Linked DNA regions of Homo sapiens: region 2 is linked to region 1. The links are chromatin contacts, found by Hi-C or POLR2A ChIA-PET in ENCODE. All regions are on one chromosome and are shown on one strand. The core of a region is the stretch at or near the end of the contact, and the rest is flanking DNA. Distances in the headings are between cores, read along the strand shown.

Region 1 (7,152 bases), core at 4,460-6,959:
GTGTGTGTGTGCATGTGTGTGCGTGTGTGTGTTCTGAAAAAGACATGAGCCAGCTACTCGAACTTTGTCCAGTACTGAGCCCTGAAAGAAATCTCACTCTGGGCCTGCAGGTAAGAGGGATGCGTGGTTTGGCTTTTTGCTATCCCAGAGTCAGGTCTGGGGCTGCCACTCAGTCATTGTTTCCCATAGACCCTACTGAGCAGTGTCAACTTCCCACTGACCACCCCGATTCACCTCCCAGGGATCCTGGAGTTCTTCCACCACCAGCTGAAGGACATCATTGAGTACGCAGAGCTCAAAACAGACGTGTTCCAGAGCCTGAGGGAAGTGGGCAATGCCATCCTCTTCTGCCTCCTCATAGAGCAAGCTCTGGTAAGTCCAGAGCCCAAAGGAAGTGGGGTGTCTCCAGGTTGGAGGGGATGCCAACCCCAAGCAGATATTGAGGCTCCTGCAGCATTGATTTGTGCTTTGAGTACAAGCTCACATGCTCTTTTCAGTTCATTTCCAGACAGACATGGATTCTAGTCCTGGCTCCCCCATTCACGATTAGTGCAGTTGTCTAGGTCTCAGTTTGCCATTCCCTCATGTTATGGAACCAAACTGGGGTCCACCTGCCTGGCACAGTAAAAACAAACATCCACGCTGAGGTTTACTGCAGGAGAAAGGAGGGTGTTTATTTTCAGAGTACCAAGCAAGGAGAACTGAGCAGTTCTCTCTTAACACCCCACCTCTCCAATGGCTTGCAAACAAGGGTTTTTAAAGGCAGGGGTAAATTTCAGGAAAGCAGAAGTTTCAGGCAAAGTTATAAGTCATTGTATGGAGGTTACACATTGGTTTAGCCCAAAGGGGCAGGCTATCGTCTTGAAGTGGGTGGGGGCTTATAGTCATAGGTAGATTTCAGAGAGTTTCTGCTTTGCAATTGGGTAAGGAAGAGAAGCTTTGTTTTAAAATTTAGGGTCAGCAGAAAAGAATGTTAGCTCCAGCTTGTGGGTATGGCTTCTTCCAGGCCTCCTAAGAATAAGTTTAGAACAAAGAACTGGAACTGCGGTCAGAGTTCGGCCTGCAGTTCCCTCTTATCTGAGGTCTGCATGCATGCCAGCACATCTGTTTGGTGTGGGTCCAGGTTTCTGAAAAAGAACTCTGGTTCATATGTGAAGATGTTATCTTTAATTTCTGTAGGGAATCAAACATCCCATGATTCTAGCTTCCTTGGCTGTTGTTTTAAGTTAGTTACTATTACCTTCTTGCTTATCAGCTTGCTTATTTACTTCTCAGGGCTAGCTAGGTGCCTGGAATTTCCCTTGAAGAAACTCAAGATTTTATTTCCATGCTTGGCGGGGGCGGTGCTGCAGGGCCCCTAAGAGGGTTCCCTGCTCCATCTCACTCATTAGATAATTATTCCTTGGATATCATAGGACAGGCACTGTTCTGGGGCATGTAGCAGTGTCCAGCCCTGCCTCCTGTCCTGTCCATATTTACACCGAAATCATGTGTCTACTGTTACAGCAAGAGCTAGGAGGGGTGACTGCAGGGTCCTGTGGGAACAGAAGACAGAGAACTCGATGTGTTCTTGAGGTTGAGGAAGGACTTCTCTGGGGAGATGGCCTGGAGAATGAGCAGGAATTTGCCTGGTGAAGCTGTCCCAGGCTGAGGGGAGAACATGCACTGTTACCTTCATTTCTTATGATGGGGGACAGTTGTTTTACCCTGCAGGATAGTTTCAAGGCCAGAAAGATACACCACATGTAAAGCTCATGCAGTAAGAACTAAACCATTGGTAGTGTTGTCATATTGAACAAAGCACACCCCCCGTACATCTCCCTCTTAGGACCCCGCAGAACCAGCACTCTTCTTCCTGCATGACCACTTGTATTTGCTCTGCCTCATGGCTGACTCAGAGACTGTGCTCTCCTCCTTCCTCCCCAAGGCACTCCAGTTTGTCTCTGTTCTCCACATGGTGCTCCCAGTCGGCCCAGTCCTACAGGTGTCGAGGTAACGGAGAAGGAAACAGGATGTTACTCTGGGATGCCTCATTCTCAGAACCTAGTGGGAATCTCTTTTAGCATCCAGCCATCCATCCACTCATTCAGCAAGAGGCGTGGCGAGCCTCTTCATTGCCAGGAGCAGTTCTAGGTTGTGGATAAATGGTCATGAATAAGAGACAGAGTTTTACCATTTTTATTCCAGAGAGGGGAACGAGCAAAGTCGTAACAATCAGAGTGTGGTTGCAGATGGGGAGGGGAGCTGTGAAGGAATACACAGGATAAAGGGAGAGTGGCTGTGTCAGAGAGAGATGTGCTGTTTTTGAAGAGGCTGGAGCTTGGTCTTAAGGAATAGGGAGGACCTCATAGTGAGCTGGTGCCAAGGGGACAGAGGTTAGAGCCGTGGAGGGAGGCAGCCAGGCAGCAGGTCACTGGGGCTTCGTGGGCCACCACAGGATGCCATGTGAGCAGCAGGTGAGGGGGTCTGCCTGGCTGTTTTCAAAGGCCTGGGGGCTACTGGGAGAGTGAAGGACAAGGCTCTTACAGTCTAGAGCCCATCTTGGAGGCAATAGGTGCTTGGAGAATAGACGGGAGGGGAAAGGAGAAGCCTGGAACAAAGGTAGAGAGATAATGGAGCTTCTGAATCAGAGCCAGAAAGGATGCCTTGCCTCTAATTGTCTTTGTGACTTGGGATGAACCAGTTCATTTCATCCCTCAGTGCCCCCGTCCCTAAAATGAGTGACTTGGACCTGCCATTCTCAGACTCTCCCTGAGAGGCTCTGAAATGGGGACTGTTTGCGCTTCCTCTATAAGGAGTAATTGCTTCTCTGTTACCCCTTAAATGGACTCTCCAGACAGCTAATTGATAAGTTTTTTACACAGATCAGCAGACCCAGGTTGCTATAGCAACGTAGCCCTCAGAAGTCGTAGGGATAAATAGGAACAACTTCTGAAGGCCTCAGGGGCACCAGAACAGTGGAGGTGGGGCGGGGTGGCGGGGGGGGGTGGGTCCCTGAAGCCTCAGTCCCCGAGTGTCTCCTGTTAAGCACCTCTTTTCATGAGGAACTGTGACTCAGAGACCATCAATTCAGCTTCCCCTGTTCAGAATCCAGAGGCAGACTATTGATGGGGGCCGCAAGGAAAGGACCACTTCCTCAGGCACCGTCTGGGTGGTCACTCACATGTATCACTGAGGACAACAGGACACTCAATGACCTTCAGAGCTGAGACCTGAGACAGACCCGCTACAGCATGAATCTTTCAACCCCTTCTATTCATAAGTGAGAAAACTGAGAACCAGAGAGAGGAGGAACTCACCTGAGGTCACACAGCATAGCAGCAGCAGAGGTGGAAGAACTAAAGCACAGGTTTCCAATATTGATCCCAGTCCTTGGGGGCTAGGGGTCGGGGAAGGATGGGGAACACAGAGCAGGGATTAGGCTCACTGAAGTCCTCATTCTGCTTTCTACTTAGACAGCTGGGGAGATCTCCAAGCCTAGACAGTGCTTTCTGAGATTAGAATGAGGCATGAGCTTTCTGGAGTTTTTTTAGTTTAGGAAGCTAGAATTAAATTTTTAAATGACATACCAATTCTTCTCAATGAAAGAAGACTACTAATTGCCAAAAAAAAAAAGGAAAGATGCCTAATGGCCATCATAGAGGAAAGGCTGTATAAACTGTGGAATGTCCATTCTCATGGAAAACTCTGAAGCAGGTAAAAAGAATAAGCTGATAAAGTAGTTTTGCACATACCAAGATAAAAAATAGTGAAAGATACAATATTGAGCTTTAAAAAGTTTTAGGACAAGACACACATGATGCCATAGATATAAACCACAAATAACTCTGCATTGAAAAAGATCTAGAAAAAAAAAAGCATACCAATATTTAACAGACATTTTCTCTAGGTATGAGGGAGGAATCCAGGATTAGAGGTCAACAGGGACTTTTTAGCCTTATCTGGAATGTCTTAATTTCTTACAAGGAAAGCACATTCATGTATTATTATTGACCTATAATTTTAAAATAGTATATGCTAGTTTTAGAAAAACTGGGAAATACCAGAAAGTGCGAAGGAAAAAGTAAGAAATCTCTTGCCCATTTTACTTTTCCATTTTTTGTCTTTTTCTGCCTTTTTTTAAAAAACAGATTAATATATCATTGATAGGTAGAGGGATATAAATTTAACAGTTGATCACTTGGACAAAGGTATTTTCCTCATGAAGTTAGTAGGTGCTTATAAATATTTCTCAAAATTCAGGGTGCAATATTAGTACAGAAACCCAGGTACCTGTGCATCATTTTTCTGGTTTTTGGTTTTTATAGGGTGTTCTGGTGGTTTCAATTAATGTATTACAGTCAAATGCATAAATCTTAAGTGTACAGCTTGATGAAGGCACATGTCCATGTAGCCCAGGTCTAGACGCAGAACATTTATAGTACCATAGATGGTTCTTTCATGCCCTCTTCAGTGTTCCGCAAGGAATCGTAGTTCCGAGTTCTATTTCCAGAGATAGTGTTGCTTGTCCTTGAACTTCATGTAGAGTTATCTAGTATGTTTTCCCTTTCCTTTCTGACCTCTGTCATTCAACATTACATTTGAGATTCATCCATGTTGTAGATGATCCATTTTTTATTACCGAATCAGTTACTCTAGTATTCTCATTGCATGAACAGACTAACTGAATCATCCGTTTTACTGTGGGTGGACATTTGGGTTGTTTATAGTTTGGTACTATTATGAATAATGATGTCATGAATATTCTTGTACATGTGTTTTGGTGTATAGATGCTCCTGTTTTTATTAGGGAAATACCTATTAGGTTAGCTTCAAAGCAGTTTTCAAATTGTACCAATTTATACTCCCATTCAGCAGTGTATGAGAGTTATCATTTCTTTGCAGCCTCATAAACAATTTGTCCCTCTTTAATCATAGCCATTCTGGGGGGGCTGTCATGTTTCATTATGATTTTGATTTCCCTAATGATGCTGATTCTCCTTCCACATGCTACTAGCCATTTGGACACCATCTTTTGTGAAGTGCTGGTCAACATTCTTGCCTTTTTAAGTCATCTTTCTTATGGATTTGTGGCCATTATATACTATGGATACATGTATTGCAGATCTATTACTCTGGCTTGTCTTTTGGTGAATAGAAGTTCTTGAGGCTTAGTGTAGTTATTTTTTTCCCTTACGGTTTTGTGATTTGTTTAGAAAACCTTTCCTACTCTAACGCGTGAAGATGGGCTATCCTCTGAAAGTTTTAGAGGTTAGTCTTTCAACGCTAAACAGACCTTTAAGTCCATATTATTCACCTAGAATTGATGTTTGTGTTTAATGGGAAGTATAAATCTTTTATTTCCAGATTGTTCTGGCACCACTTCTTGAAAAGACCTTCTTCCTGCAATCTGTAGTGGTAGTGCTATGTCTGTCATTTATCTTGTATCCATAAATGGTCTGGTCATCGCAGCCTCTTAATATATTTGTTGGATCTTATCTGAAACAAATCAGCATTTGTTAAGTATTTTTATATGTATCAGGTTTTTAAAGGAAATTCTATTAATGTCTAGTGTTTCCTCTAGTATTTCCTTCCCTGGGAAATCAGAAAGTGGTCATTAGGGAAAATAGCAGTCACTAAGTTTTTGTTTAAATTTTGCTTGGTTTTCTAGACTTTCGGCCATTGTTTGTTATGCCAGCATACACCAGGAGAGGGACCTATTTGTACGTGTGAGGGAAGGCAGGCCTGAGTCCCCCGGGAAGGACAGAGCCCTTTAGTCTGCCTTTTACTGCAAGGCCTCTTGCCTGGAGTGTTCTTTGCCTTCATCTCTGTTACTTCTTCTCTCCTTATTAGAGTGGACCACAGAAACACTCCGGTCAGTCATTTGAGAGCATTACTGCCCTCACCAGAGGTGAGGAGAGTCTAGACCCAAACTCACAGATCCGAATGCCAGTCAGATCTGGAAAGGCCCCCAGAGACCATCCAGGGTTGGTTTCTCAACCTCAGCACCACTGACATTTGGAGCCAGATAATCTTTTAGGGGGTTGCCCTGGACTTTATAGGATGTTGAACAGCATTTCTGGACTATATTCCAGTAGTACCCTTCATTGTGGCAACCAATAATGTCTCTAGATATTGTCTGATATTCCTTAGGAGGGTAAAACCTCCCCCTGTTGGAAACTGCTCATCTAGTGCAACCTCAAATTTTGTAGATAGGAAAACTGAGGCCCAAGAGGGAGCTGATTTTCCCAGCATTACAGCTAGTGCAGGAGTCTGGATGAAAACCAGATGTGCCTTGGAGTCCAAAGATCCTTAAGGTTAGCGTATTACAGTACAGACAGATGCCCAGCTGAGCTTTGCCGATTGTTTTTGTTCTTTTCAACAGTTCCATCTCCACATCTGACCTTCTGTCTCCTACTTCTACCTTTTAATGTCTTTCCTCTAATTGTTTTATTACATAATTGAAATAAATTCATTGATTGAAAACTCAGAGAAGCAGAAAGAAAACAAAAACCACTTTGTCACACTAAGATGACCTCTGTTCACTTTTTTTTTTTTTTTTTTTTTAAGACAGAGTCTCACTCTGTTGCCCAGGCTGGAGTGCAGTGGCATGATCTCGGCTCACTGTAACCTCCGCCTCCCAGGTTCAAGCAATTCTCCTGCCTCAGCCTCCTAAGTAGCTGGGATTACAGGCATGCACCACCACACCCAGCTAATTTTTGTATTTTTAGTAGAAGAGATGAGGTTTCACCATGTTGGTCAGGCTGGTCTTGAACTCCTGACCTCAAGTGATCTGCCCACCTCGGCCTCCCGAAGTGCTGGGATTACAGGCATGAGCCACCATGCCCAGCCGACCTCTGTTCACATTCTAAAGGATATTCTTCCAGATGTTTTTATGTTCTAGCAGATTTTCTCATATAAAATTAGTAGTTATAAAAGCAGTACTCACCAAAGTGAGAAGAGTGACTGCCTCTATGGGATGTGATGGGTGACAGGGGCACGGGAGAAGTGTCTCTCACTTTTTAGACTTTAAATTATTGTTTAGATTTATTGCACTAAATATTTATTACTTTTTTCCTTAAAAGGAAAGACTCATACATAGCAAATGTACACAATTCAAATGCATGGAAAGTCAAAAAGTAAAAGCCCCATCTCAGCCACCCCTCTCAGACC
Region 2 (7,132 bases), core at 3,488-5,987, 300 kb after region 1:
CCTGGGTTCAAGCGATTCTCCCGCCTCAGCCTCCTAAATAGTTGGGATTACAGGCATGCACCACTACACCTGGCTAATTTTTGTGTTTTCAGTAGGGACGGGGTTTCATCATGTTGGCCAGGCTGGTCTCCAACTTCTGACCTCAGGTAATCCACCTGCCTTGGCCTCCCAAAGTGCTGGGATTACAGGCATGAGCCACCATGCCTGGCCAAGGTCAACTCTTTAACATCAAAGCTGGACTCCAACCCAGGTGTCTCTTCCACTAGGTATCTGAAGAACTTGTCACCCACTCTGGGATGGATAGGCCATTAGGGAGAGTCAGGCTGGGTTAGGGAGATGTGGATGAGGGAGAGGCTCACCCAAGAAGTGGAGGGATGGGACGTAGGAGTCCTGACTGCTGCCCCAGACTCCTATGAAATAAAGAGATGAGCTCAGCTTGTCACTGGAAAATCTCTGTGGAGTATTCATTGTGCCTGAAGTTCTATGATGGTGGCAGTGGACAGATGAAAAGTACTATCTCTTAAAGAGATTAAGTATGTTTGAACACAACTTCATTTCTTGTTGAAAATACATTTCATTTCCCCTCCCTTCATTCCCCCACCAAATGCATTGTACTGCTTTGGAGTACTTGGAAAAACCAGTTTAAAAACCTTGAGGCTGGGTATGGTGGTTCATGCCTGTAATCCCAGCACTTTGGGAGGCCAAGGCGGACGGAATCACCTGCGGTCAGGAATTTGAGAACAGCCTGGCCAACATGGTGAAACCCTGTCTCTTCTAAAAATACAAAAATTAGCCGGATGTGGTGGCAGGCCCCTGTAATCCCAGCTACTTTACTCTGGAGGCTGAGGCAGGAGAACCACTTGAACCCAGGTCGCAGAGGCTGCAGTGACCTGATATCATGCCACTGCCCTCCAGCCTGGGCGACAGAGCGAGACTCCATCTCAGAATACATACATACATACATACATACACACACACACACACACACACACACATACAAACCTTGCTGGATGCACAGTAGACTTTGTTCCTTCCCTCTACAACATTTCTCCATGACCTGGAACAAAAAGAAGGGAACTTCTGTTTACTGAGCACCTATGACCTGCAAGGCATTTTATATCTTACCTCATTCATTCCCCACAACAACACTTGTCAGGCATCACGCCTATCTTACAGGCAAGAAAACCAAGGCACAGAGAGGTGGAGGAACTTAATGTCAGATGTGAACCAGGCCATACGATGCACAGGGCGTGCTCTTCCCATGCCAGGCTGCCGCCCCAGTGATTCTCAGCTTCATTATGAGCACAGAGTTTATTTCAGCCATTATTGGCCAAAGGAACTGCTCTGTGAGGGATGCCCATGTTTGGAGCCTTCGTTTATGGTCCCTGGCCACTGACTCTTCTCCTACGGCTGTAGCTGTTGAGGACAGTGGTTGATAACATGTCAAGAAGGAAGCCTGGGATGAAGACTTATTCCCCACACTGCAGGTCCTAGCTCCAGGCTGTCAGGCAGGGGCAGTGATTTCAGAATGTGAAGGATTCAGAATTTGGTGGGTCCAGAGGATCCTGCCAAAGGGTTAGCCAGCTGGAATCAGAGGGGTAACTTGTCAGGGAGCAGGGGGAGGTAGGTAGCTGCTGAAGTTGCTGCTAAGAGTGATCCCAAAGTTCTGACATATCTGTCTCATCCATCCATCCATTCATCCATTCACTCACCAATCCATCCATCCATCCACTCATCCATCCATCCACTCATCCATCCAACCACTCATCCATCCGTCCATCCATCCATCCATCCATCCACTCACCTATCTATGTGGCCCTTGAACACACAATCAGAACATAAAGGTGGAAGAATGGGTTTTCTTCTTTGCTGTGACACCTCTGGCTTTTCCTGATCAGTGATGGGGACCTGCAGACTGGGAGTGCTTCAGCTCTGGTTCACTCTGATCTTGGGCAAGTTACCTCTCCACTCTGAGAGGTTGGGGAGGTGGAAGAAACCATATAGCTGTCTTGTGCAGATCGCCCCTCCTATTTCATCGATGGGTGACTGAGCCTGGGAGTAGGAAGGTGACTTGCCAAGGTCAGGTAAGGAATTAGTGGTAGATTTGGTACTGGATCCCAGGATCCTGCTGCTCATTTGTAAAGTGAGAATGGGAATCCCGGCTTTCCTCACTTCCCAGGATTGTAGAGAGGACCCCATGAGATAAATGGTGGGAAAGCATTTTGACAGGTGAGGTCACAAGGCCAAAAGGTGCCAAATGTGCACCTGGGGCCCTGGCTGCTAGACTAGGGCAGATCCCACAGAGACCAAAAGGGGTCAGCAGAGGCTTGTGCTTAAATGCTCAGCTAGGATCTGCTGCAAGGCACAATGCCTGGGTGCTGGGATTGGGGAGGGAAGCAAAGTCATTTAATTTTTTGAGACAGAGTCTTACTCTGTAGTCCAGGCTAGAGTGCAGTGGCACTATCTCGGCTCACTGCAACCTCTGCCTCCTGGATTCAAGTGATTCTCCTGCCTCTGCCTCCTGAGTAGCTGGGATTGTAGGCAGGCACCACCACACTCGGCTAATTTTTGTAGAGATGGGGTTTCACCATTTTGGCCAGGCTGGTCTTAAACTCCTGACCTCTAGTGATCTGCTCTCCCCGATCTCCCAAAGAGTTGGGATTATAGGTGTGAGCCACCGCGCCCATCAATTTTATTTATTTATTTATTTATTTATTTATTTATTTATTTATTTATCTGAGACAAAGTATTTCTCTGTCGCCCAGGCTGGAAGTGCAGTGGCACAATCTTGGCTCACTGCAACCTCCGCCTCCCGGGTTCGACTGATTCTCGTGCCTCAGCCTCCCTAGTGGCTGGCATTACCGGTGGGCGCTACCACGCCTGACTAATTTTTTTATTTTTAGTATAAACGGGGTTTCATTATGCTGACCAGGTTGGTCTCGAAAACTCCTGACCTCAAGTGATCCGCCCGCCTTAGCCTCACAAAGTGCAGGGATTACAGGCATGAGCCACGGCACCCAGCCTGGCCATTTTTCTGTAGAATTCCAGGAACAGGCTGAGTGGGGATGGGGGTGGTTCTGAGGCTACTAAAGAGAAGAGCCAAAGATTGTATAGGTAAATTCTACCTGCCAACGCCCTAGACTCAAATGCATCAGGCTCACCCCAGGAAGGGCAGCTAGGGCTGCCTTGTTCTAGAGACTATATGAAGGGCAAGGAAAAAGCCTCCTGAACCCAGGTGGAAGCCTAAATGCTAAGGGATGTTCTGGATCCTCATCATCAGATAATCCAGAGAGAAGTGAACTGATGGCCCCTCAAACCAGTGAGTAATGGGAATAAAGGAATGTGCTGTTCATCACAGCAACTAAAAGTCTGCAGGAGAGACAATGCTCTTGAGGGTAAGGGTAGTGATAGGAGGAGGGTCAGTCATTTTCATGCTAGTTAAGAAATATTTATCAGGCACTGTATTAGGTGTTGGAGATACTGAAATGTACAAGACAGTCATGGCCCCTTTTTTCAGAGCTCAAAGTCTAGTGGGGGAAACAGACATTAAATAGGCAATTACAGGCAGACAGAGCTTAAAAAGAGGATAACAGTGGCTACCTTAAAAGGATGTTGTGAAATTTAATGAGATAATCCAGGTAAAGAGTTTTATCAGGGCTTGGCACAGAGTAAGCCCTCTAAAAATGATAACTATTTTTCTTGCTTTGGATAGGGAAGTTAAAATGAAGGGCTCTGTGGAAGTGAAGTGTGAAGAGAGATCTATTCCAGGTCGGAGGCTAGGGAGTCCCAAGACCGCCTGAAGAAATCACAAGAAATCTGAAGAACTTTTAGCTTGAGGGAGAGGGAGGGGAGAAAAAAATAGCAACTCGTTAGCAGTTCAGTTTCACCACTTTACAGCCTATGAAGTCTTTGGCTTCCCTCATCTGGTTCGATCTTCAAACCTAACCAGACCGGCATCTAGAGTTAATATTTCCATTTTACACAAGAGGGAAGTGAGACCCAGTGGGAAAAATGACTTGTTCAGAGTCATAAAGCAAAGTCCGGAAGCAAGTCTTTCTGGTCCATTATGTGTGGGAAAAGTAAACAAAAACCGCGGGGCGTTACCGAAATATTAGGTTATAAACGTGGAACAAAGTCTAAGAGTTAACGAGAGCGAGGCACCACTTATAGGGGTGGGCCAGGTAGGTTTCCCGGGGGAGCTGGCATTGGAATAGGCTTCTTCGCCTGCTCGGTGTCAAGACCCCGCAGGAGATGGCGGATTCATTCAGGAAGCAGCCGCTCCGGGAAGCCTTAGCCAAGGGTCTTCCGGAAAGACACCAGTCTTGATCCTGGAGCCTCAATCCCCGCTGACCCAGCACTTTGGTTTCCATAGCAATTGTCTCGTCGCAGAAAGGAATCGCCTGTGCTGGGTCTTCAGACCTCAGCTCCATGCCGCTGAGCAGCCCCACCCTGGCTCAACCCGTTACCCGCCCCGCCAGCAGGCCGGGGTCACTGCAGTCCCCACGTCGAAGCGGAAAAGGTCTGCTCAGCTCACCGCACCCCACTTCTTCCAGACCCGTCCGTCTTCACAGCAACGCGCCGGGTCTCACCACGGCGGATGCCGAGGGACAATATTACCGCGTCCGTGGCCGCCGGACTCTGCACGCATGTCCAACAGCCCCCGTCCCCTTCCCCGCAGCCAATATGTGTCTCCCAGGCAACGCGCCGCGCTCGGTTCAGGGCTCCGCCCAGGGACTCACTCCGCGTCAGCGCGCGCCCACCTAGGTGGGCTGGCAACCAGCCACCAGTTTCCAACTCTTTCTCCAACAGGGAAGCCGCAATGACACAGCCGACTAGGCCCTCGGTCACCTGTGACCAGGGATCCTCCACGATCGGCGGGACCGCCGCCCAGGCGACCACCAGTTCCAGCGCCACCTCGGGTTCGAACTACCAGCGCGATAGACTCGGCCGCCGCCCAGAAATCGGCGTAGGGGGTCAGCCGCAGATCTGCTTTCCGCGGCCGAGGTCCGCGCAGCAGCCGGTGCTGTTCAGGTGTGGCCCGCATGCCCAGAGCGTTCGTCAGACCCTCGGACCCGCGAGGGAACCCTAACTCTTTGGGACTCGCGCTCCCCTTAGCCGGACCCCGGCCCTTTTTCACACCCCAGGATAGTCGATTTCTCGTAGCCCCGGGCACCAGCACCTTCCCAGTCTAGCTCTTCGGATTCCCCGGAGCCCGAACTCCCTCGCCCCGGAATCGCGGGAGAACCTGGAATCCCCATCTCCACTGACATTTTCTCAGAATGACATCTCCACTGACATTTTCTCAGAATCGGTCCTGGCCCGTCAGTCCCCCAGGCATGACAACATGTGGCCGCAGTGCCCTAGGGGGATGAGCCCTGACTCTTAGAACCTGGCGAGGCCCAGGTCCTCCCAAGTTCGAATCCGTCTCATACGCCCCTTCTCAGCCTCTCTTTTCCCCGGTGGTCCTGGAAAAAACCCCAGTTCCCTCTGCCTGGCCCGGATCCTCACAAACCCCAATTACCCGCGCTCCTTTCCATTCCACAAACCCCCCTCACTGCATCCTTCAGGCCCCTGTCCATGGAGAACTTGAGGTGGAAAGCAATTTGGTTCAAAATGACCTTTATTACTTGAAAGGGAATATTTCCAGTCGTTGCCACCCTCTTCCCCTTCTAGTATTGGTAAATTTGGTGCACCCACTGAGTGGGTGAAGAGTTTTATGTGTCCTTAAATGTTTTAGGGATTTTTTTTAAACAACAACAACAAAAAAAAACCAGGATTTGGGGGACTTTTGTGTTTGAGCATCTTGATCTCTAAACCAGCCTTTTCCATCACCTCATACCTAGGCTGTGCATAGGTCAGAAAAATGTAAATGGGAGACTGGGAAATTGGATTGTTCATATTAGTTTGTAAATCTAAAAACATACACGACACTCCGGGTTCCAAATTGGCTGAAAATGAATTGCAATTCTCCTGCCTCAGCCTCCTGAGTAGCTGGGATTACAGGCGTGCACCACCATGCTCGGCTAATTTTTGTATTATTAGTAGAGGCGGGGTTTCACCATGTTGGCCAGTCTGGTCTGGAACTCCTGACCTCAGGTGATCTGCCTGCCTCTGCCTCCCAAAGTGCTGGGATTACAGGTGTGAGCCACTGCACCCGGCATCAGTTAGAAAAAAATTCTAGTCCTTCAAAATGTTTCACCCTTCCACAGTTGTCTTTTTTGTCCTAATTATAAAAGTAGCATACACTTATGGATAAATAAGGCCAGGTGCAGTGGCTCATGCCTGTAATCCCACCACTTTGGGAGGCTGAGGAGGGTGGATCGCCTGAGCTCAGGAGTTCGAGACCAGTCAGGTCAACATGGCGAAACCCTGTCTCTACCAAAAATGCAAAAAATTAGCCGGGCATGGTGGCTGGCCTGTGGTCCCAGTTACTCGGGAGCCTGAGGTGGGAGGATTGCTTGAGCCTGGGAGGCTGAGGTTGCATTGAGCGGAGATTGCGCCACTGCACTCCAACATGGGCGACAGAGTGAGATCCCATCTCAAAGAAATAAAAATAAAATAAAATAAGAAAAATAAGACTAGCAGCATGATTGGCTAGGGACAATCACCGTTAACATTTTGGTGCATTTTGTTCAGGCTTCATTCATATATAATATATATATGACAACATACTTATACTTAAAAAACAATACATCACAAAAAGTTCAGTTTCTAGTAACCTGCTTTCTTCTCCCATCTAATACACCACCCGTGTCTATGTTTCATACACAATTACATGTATTTTATTTTATGACATACCAAAATTTATTCAATATTGTACATTTTGTTTCCACATTTTAGAAAGAAAATATGAACAATTTTTTTTTTTTTGAGACGGAGTCTCACTCTGTCGCCCAGGCTGGAGTACAATGGTAAAGTAGTTCACTGCAACCTCCGCCTCCTGGGTTCATGTGATTCTCCTGCCCCAGCCTCCCGAGTAGCTGGGATTACAGGCGCTCACCACCACGCCCAGCTAATTTTTGTATTTTTAGCAGAGATGGGGTTTCACCATCTTTGCCAGGCTGTTCTGGAACTCCTGACTTCCAAGTGATTCGCCTGCTTCAGCCTCCCAAAGTGCTGGGACTACAGGCGT

What was found. A loop is a pair of places that touch in the nucleus more often than their neighbours do. ChIA-PET counts read pairs that join two places held with the same protein, here RNA polymerase II (POLR2A). Pooled maps may share reads with other maps.
Region 2: a loop to region 1 is called in a map of Caco-2, with 3 times the contacts of the local background. The contact joins the promoter of C5orf52 here to the enhancer-like site in region 1. A Hi-C loop is called at or near these places in 2 of 168 maps with a recorded cell type or tissue (Caco-2 and PC-3) and 4 of 50 pooled maps. POLR2A ChIA-PET finds 5 or more read pairs at or near these places in 1 of 52 experiments (A549).

Annotation. Positions count from the first base shown.
Region 1 is chr5:157,361,227-157,368,378 of GRCh38, forward strand. CYFIP2 (cytoplasmic FMR1 interacting protein 2) reads left to right here. Exons shown (of 31, transcript NM_001037333.3): 26 at 242-372. NIPAL4-DT (NIPAL4 divergent transcript) reads right to left here. Exons shown (of 3, transcript NR_136205.1): 2 at 3,300-3,379; 3 at 1,389-1,978. Among named protein-coding and RNA genes, the nearest start is that of FNDC9, 19 kb to the left of the region's middle. RefSeq lists a silencer at 970-1,180. Within about 2 kb of position 5,710, at least 3 of the 41 ENCODE cell types and tissues checked have a DNase peak (open chromatin) inside an H3K27ac peak, as active enhancers do.
Region 2 is chr5:157,666,796-157,673,927 of GRCh38, forward strand. C5orf52 (chromosome 5 open reading frame 52) reads left to right here and starts at 4,738. Exons shown (of 3, transcript NM_001145132.2): 1 at 4,738-5,031. The coding sequence starts at 4,820. It also overlaps a transcript of SOX30 not described here. RefSeq lists enhancers at 4,403-4,960, 4,426-4,535.